2 separate regions of the Homo sapiens genome follow, and region 1 is linked to region 2. A link is a contact called in ENCODE Hi-C or POLR2A ChIA-PET data. All regions are on one chromosome and are shown on one strand. Each heading gives the region's core, a stretch centred on a gene start or an enhancer-like site at or near the end of the contact. The rest is flanking DNA. Distances are from core to core; before and after follow the strand shown. Region 1 overlaps TESK2 (testis associated actin remodelling kinase 2). Region 2 holds the start of EIF2B3 (eukaryotic translation initiation factor 2B subunit gamma).

Region 1 (3,324 bases), core at 150-2,649, 410 kb after region 2:
AGAACATTAGAGGCAAGTACAAGGCAGTAAAGCCAAGAGGTATTTGATTTTCTTTAATCAAATATTTATAAAGAAGTCAGGCAATAGGATTCTACTAGAAAAACAATGGCTACATTTTAAAATCATGGGTTTTTCTAGAAGCTGAAAAGACCTGGTTTGGATGTGACACACCCTTGCTTTTCTTCCTCCCAGGCCCACTATTATTTTGACCACACCATCTACAGAGATGTCATAGCACATCCAGGCAGGCACTGGCTTCATAGGAGAGTTTTCTGTCTGCTTTCTTCCCACCCTCTACTCAAATAACCATATCACAATCGTGTCACACAACTCTACTTCTACGTGCAACTTTACTGCCTAACCTCTCCCAAATCATTCCTAATGGAAAACCACCACCACATCCAAAGTGGTGTCACAGAGCTGGCAAGCTGAGACATGCATTAGCTTTATATTGGAAAAAGAGCGGCCGGGCATAGTGGCTCATGTCTGTAATCCCAGCACTTTGGGAGGCCAAGGTGGGAGGATCACGAGGTCAAGAGATCAAGACCATCCTGGCCAACATGGTGAAACCCCATCTCTACTAAAAATACAAAAATTAGCCAGGCGTGGTGGTGGGCGTCTGTAGTCCCAGCTACTCGGGAGGCTGAGGCAGGAGAATAGCTTGAACCTGGGAGATGGAGGTTGCAGTGAGCTAAGATTGTGCCACTGCACTTCAGCCTGGGTGACAGTGAGACTCCGTCTCAAAAAAAAAAAAAAAAAGAGCTTGAACAGAGTTAATCACTCTAAATGTTGTAAAAAAACAATATACTATAAAGAGGAAATATTACTCATCCTTGACAGGGAAGTGACATGTGCCTAGAAAAGCACGTAACATCAACAATAAGTTTTCACTAAAGTTTTTATTGCTAACTATATCAAAAATCGAAATGAAGCCTCAAATCATTGTCATGTCACAAGACCTTAAAAATTTATATTCTGAATGATTTTTATTCCCCTATCCCCATACCCCACCCCAAATCATACCAGCTAGAATTACTTAACTCAGGAAGGGGGTGCTTTCTTAATGCATGTGCTTTGAGAGTAAGTGATTACTCAACTTTGTTATTTTTAGTTTCATATGACATACAGATTCATGTTGAGAAGGAGGGTTGCTTTTTTTTTTGAGACAAGGTCTTGCTCTGTCGCCCAGTCTGGAGTGCGGTGGCACAGTGCAATAGTGTGATCATAAGCTCGCTGCAGCCTCAACCTCCCAGTCTCAAGTGACTCTCCTGTCTCACTGTCTCAGCCTCCTGAGCAGCTGGGACTACAGGCACACACCACAGCTGGCTTTTTTTTTTTTTTTTTTTTTGGTAGAGACAGGGTCTCACTGTGTTGCCTAGGCTGGTCTCAAGTTCCTGGCCTCAAGTGATCTTCCTGCCTTGGCTTCCCAAAGTAAGCCACCACACTAGGCCAAGGATTGCTTTTGTACTTTAGACCACTGTGGAAACAAACCCATGAAGGATCTTGTCAAAATGCAGACTCGCACTCTGTAGGTCAGGGATGGGGCCTAAGAATCTGAATTTCTAAACTCCCAGGTGATGCTGATGTCGCTTGGTCTACAGACTACATGCAGTGAGTAGCAAAGCCTTTAAACAAATGACTGTTTATCACTGCTCTAAAGATAGTAAGACCAACAGGAAACTCTTTTTTTTTTTTTTTTTTTTTTTTTTTTTAAAGACAGAGCCGCACTCTGTTGCCCAGGCTGCAGTACAATGGCTCAGTCTTGGTTCACTGCACCTCTGCCTCCTGAGTTCAAGCGATTCTCCTGCCTCAGCCTCCCGAGTAGCTGGGATTAGAGGCGGCCACCACACCTGGCTAATTTTTGTATTTTTAGTAGAGACGGGGTGTTTCACCATGTTGGCTAGGCTGGTCTCGAACTCCTGACCTCAAGTGATCCGCCCGTCTCAGCCTCCCAAAAGGCTGGGATTACAGGCATTAGCCACTGCACCCGGCCCCAACAGGAAACTCTTAACTCTGATACTACTGGTAAACTAGACTTTGTCTAGAGACTAGAGTCTTTTCTATAGCATGATTTACCATTCCCCATAAAGTGTCATTATTAAGCTTTTCCACATCTTTGCCTTTTCTCAGACTGTTCCCACTACCTAAAATGCCCCTCTCTTCATTTCCACATACCTTACTTAACGATGGGGATACATTCTGAGAAATGCATTCTTAGGTGATTTTGTGGTTGCATAATCATAGAGTGTACTTACATAAACCTGGATGGTATAGCCTACAATACCCTCAGGCTATACGGTAGAGTCTATTGATCCTAGGCTACAAGCCTGTACAGCATATTACTGTACTGAATACTGTAGACAACTGCAACAAAATGGTAAGTTTTGTGTATCTTAACATATCTAAACATAGAAAAGGTACAGTAAAAATATGGTATTATAATCTCATGGAACCACCATCATGTATGCGGTCTGTTGTTGACCAAAACATCTTATGCACTGCATTACTGTAGTTAGATTCTACTCATCCTCAAATACCAGTTCAAATACTTCCTTCTCATGTTCTTCAACTACCAAGGCAGCCATTTACACTCCTTTCTTTTCTTTTCTTTTCTTTTTTTTTTTTTTTGAGACAAGGTCCCACTCTGTCACCCAGGCTGGAGTGCAGTGTTGCAATTACAGCTCACTGCAACCTTGAACTCCTGGGCTCAAACAATCTTTCTGCCTCACCCTCCCAAATATGCTAGGATTACAGGTGTGAGCCACCATGCCCAGCCTATATCACCTTCCTATAGCATCATTTCCAAGCTTTAACTATGTTTTATCACATGCCTTATAACTTTTTTACTAGACCACAAGCTTCTTAACAGCAAGATACCATTCTCTTGCCTGGCATATGACAATATATAAACGCTTGTTAGTCTTTCTCTGAAGGAGGTTAAAAATAAAAAACACTTGCTGGGTAAATTATGGTTTGTTTTGTTTTGTTTTGTTTTTGAGGCAAGATCTAGCTCTGTCAACTACGCTGGAGAGCAGTGGCACCATCATAGCTCACTGCAGCCTCAAACTCCTGGGCTCAAGTGATTCTTCACTGGGTAAATTTATTTTTATTTATTTTTATTTATTTTTATTTTGAGACTGGGTCTTGCTCTGTCACCCAGGCTAGAATGCAGCAGCGCTATCTGGCCTCCATGTTCAAGTGATTCTCCCACCTCAGCCTCCCAAGTAGCTAAGATTACAGGCATGTGCCCCCATACCTGGCTAATTTTTTTGTATTTTTAGTAGAGACAGGGTTTCACCATGTTGGCCAGGCTGGTCTTGAACT
Region 2 (3,165 bases), core at 318-2,817:
GATCTCCTGACCTCATGATCCACCCGCCTCGGCCTCCCAAAGTGCTGGGATTACAGGCGTGAGCCACCGCGCCCGGCCAATAATGTCCATCTTATGAGAAGCACTATATTTGTATTTGCTTTACTAGACAGAGACTAGATTATGGAAAACCTTCGTACTAATTGAGCCATGCTGCTTCATAATTCTGGTCTCTGCACTGCTACTGTTGCTTCCTAGTCTGCCTTTCTCTTGTGTCTAGTAATCACCTATTAAACTTTGAAGACAGCTCAAGAATCCTCTTGCCTACAAAGCCATTCCTAACCGTTCCCACCCCTCCAGAAGTGACTCCTTTTCCCGAAGTGCTTCCATTCTGCCATGTGCAGATTCTCTTAGCCTTTACGGGTTTCATTGCACGTATGTGTTTAAATGTCTACTTAAGTGTAACATTAATGTCTCTTAAATGTCTACATAAGAGTGTAAGAGTGACTTTCTTGGACTGTGTGTGCATCATCACTGTATTCCCAGTCAGATGCCAGAAATCAAAGTGGAATGAGGACCTGTGAACTTCACAACTGTATAAGAGTCAAACTCAAACATGTGCATAAGGGCATTAGAACCCAGGTCACTAGGAACTGAGGTTCCAGCTCTCAAGGAGGCCCTGGGTGAAGAAAGGCAACCTAGGAAGCATGAATAGTAATCATGAACATAACTAATCATGCTACCAGGCAGACTGTCAAATGCTCATGTCACTGCCACGACTATGGCTGACGGGAATCATGGCAACGAGTCTCGCTGCCTCCCAAGCTTTGGAGAGGGTGTTCACCGCATCTCAGACTTGCCTGCATCATAGCACTCATGCCTTTTCCAGTTGTAAATAGATAAGAAAACTGTATCAGAATTGGTCTGTCATTCCACGTGTGCTGCCTGAAGGCAGAGACCTCACTGCTCCTCCCTATATTTCACTGCCCTGCATCCAAACAACTAAAGGCAGGCTGAACAAATGAATGAAGGGCTGAGGCTGAAAGAGTGCAGGCACAGTGCTAAAGGCGTCTGGTACCGGTCTGGTGCTCGCTCACTCGCTGTGACTTTAAGCAGAACCCTCCCCGAAACTTCGTTTCTTTCTTTTCTTTTCTTTTTTTTTTTTTTTTTGAAACGGAGAGTCTCACTATGTTGCCCAGGCTGGAGTGCAGTGGCGCGAATTAGGCTCACTGCAACCTCCACCTCCTGGGTTCAAACGATTCTCCTGCCTCAGACTCTCGAGTAGCTGAGATTAGAAACTTAGTTCCTCCATCTGTTGCATAAGGTGGTTGGCTCGGATTCTCATCCCCAACCTCCCTTCTACTTCGGACACAGCTACACCGGGTCGAGCAGGGAGTCGAGCTGACAACTTCGGGGCTCAGCACCCTCTCCTACCCCTTCGGGTCCACCTCGGCCCAGTTCGACATGCCCGCCTCCCTCAGATGAGTGGCCCCACCGCACTGCTCACCCGGGTCAGCCAGCTTGTGTGCGGCCTGGCAGGGCAGAAGTCACAGCTATAACTCAGCTCCCGGCACGCCGCAACCGCTCCCAGCGATCTCCACGCCGCCTCTGACTGACAGCCCAATGGCGCAGGCGCGCGATGGCCGAGAAACTCGATGGAACGCGCAGAGCAGACCCATGGAGAAGAGAAGACCGCCGAGCGATGGATGACGGAGGGGAAGCACACTCAGCGGAGAGGAGGGAAGGCGGGCCGGAGGGGGCGGGGCCACCGAGGAGCATTCGACACGTGTGTCCCTCTGTCCATTAACACATTACCAACGCCTTTTGAGTATTCCTCCCAGTGCAGGGTGCCGGGAACCCAGACGGAACAACTCAGCCTCTTTCCTCAGGGAGTAAGTCTAAGACCTGGCTTCGAGTACATTCGGTGAAAGAAAGCTCATTGGGAGCCGCAATTTTGGCTAGCTAGTGAAAAAAATCACCGAATGCCCCTGCAGGGGTTGCCAGGACTTCCTATTTGTTTTTGTTGTTGTTGTTGTTGTTGTTTGTTTTTTGTTTTTTTTGAGACGGAGTCTCGCTCTGCGTCGCCCAGGCTGGAGTGCAGTGGCGCGATCTCGGCTCACTGCAAGCTCGGCCTCCCGGGTTCACGCCATTTTCCTCCCTCAGCCTCCCGAGGAGCTGGGACTACAGGCGCCTGCCACCATGCCCGGCTAATTTTTTTGTATTTTTAGTAGAGACGGGGGTTTCACTGTGTTAGCCAGGATGGTCTCGATCTCCTGACCTCGTGATCCGCCCGCCTCGGCCTCCCAAAGTGCTGGGATTACAGGCGTGAGCCACCGCGCCCGGCCCGGGACTTCCTATTTGTAACAGGGCCACTCACGTTAACTTTAGCCATCAAAACTGGGGGCGGCTGGGCATGGTGGCTCATGCCTGTAATCTCCGCAATTTGGGAAGCCGAGGTGGGAGGATTGCTTGAAACCGGGCGTTCAAGACCAGCCTGTGCGAGAGAGCCTCCAGTCTCTACAAAAGTAAAAATTAGCTGGGCATGGTAGTGTGTGCCTGTAGTCCCAGCTGCTCAGGAGGCTGAAACGGGAGGATCGCTTGAGCCCAGGAGTTCGAGGCTGCAGTGAGCTATGATCGGGCCACTGCACTCCTCCTGCCTAGACGACAGAGTGAGACCCTGTTTTTTTTTTTTAATTTAGTTTTTATTTCATAATCATAAACTTAACTCAGCAATCCAGTTAGGCATGGAAAGGAACAAGGAAAACATGGAACCCAAAGGGAACTGCAGCAAGAGCACAAAGATAAGATACTGCGAGCAGGCCGGGCGTGGTGGCTCACGTCTGTAATCCTAGCACTTTGGGAGGCCGAGGCAGGCAGATTGCCTGAGCTCAGGAGTTCAAGATCAGCCTGGGCAACATGGTGAAACCCCGTCTCTACTAAAATACAAAAAAAAAAAAAAAAAGAAAGAAAGAAAGAAAGAAAAAATTAGCCAGGCATGGCGGCGTGCGCCTGTAGTCCCAGCTACTCGGGAGGCTGAGGAAAGAGAATTGCTTGAACCCGGGAAGTGGAGGTTGCAGTGAGCCGAGATCGTGCCACTGCACTTCAGCCTGGGAGAGGGCGACAGGGTGAGACAGCGTCTCAAAAAAAAAAAAAAAAAAAAATACTGCAAGCAAATGGGGTGAAGGGGTGCTCTTCTGAGCTACAAAA

The links. A loop is a pair of places that touch in the nucleus more often than their neighbours do. ChIA-PET counts read pairs that join two places held with the same protein, here RNA polymerase II (POLR2A). Pooled maps may share reads with other maps.
Region 1: a pooled map shows a loop between it and region 2 (4-fold over the local background). The contact joins the enhancer-like site here to the promoter of EIF2B3 in region 2. A Hi-C loop is called at or near these places in 2 of 50 pooled maps. POLR2A ChIA-PET finds 5 or more read pairs at or near these places in 2 of 52 experiments (B cell and activated CD4-positive, alpha-beta T cell).

Annotation. Positions count from the first base shown.
Region 1 is chr1:45,392,997-45,396,320 of GRCh38, forward strand. The region is part of intron 3 of TESK2 (testis associated actin remodelling kinase 2); the gene reads right to left. Among named protein-coding and RNA genes, the nearest start is that of TOE1, 54 kb to the left of the region's middle. RefSeq lists an enhancer at 996-1,065. Within about 2 kb of position 1,400, at least 12 of the 41 ENCODE cell types and tissues checked have a DNase peak (open chromatin) inside an H3K27ac peak, as active enhancers do; they include B cell, where a contact is called at or near this core.
Region 2 is chr1:44,985,028-44,988,192 of GRCh38, forward strand. It overlaps EIF2B3 (eukaryotic translation initiation factor 2B subunit gamma), which reads right to left and starts at 1,568. Exons shown (of 12, transcript NM_020365.5): 1 at 1,466-1,568. It also overlaps the pseudogene PPIAP35. RefSeq lists enhancers at 1,342-1,611, 1,570-2,151, 1,862-1,911 and a silencer at 1,702-1,791.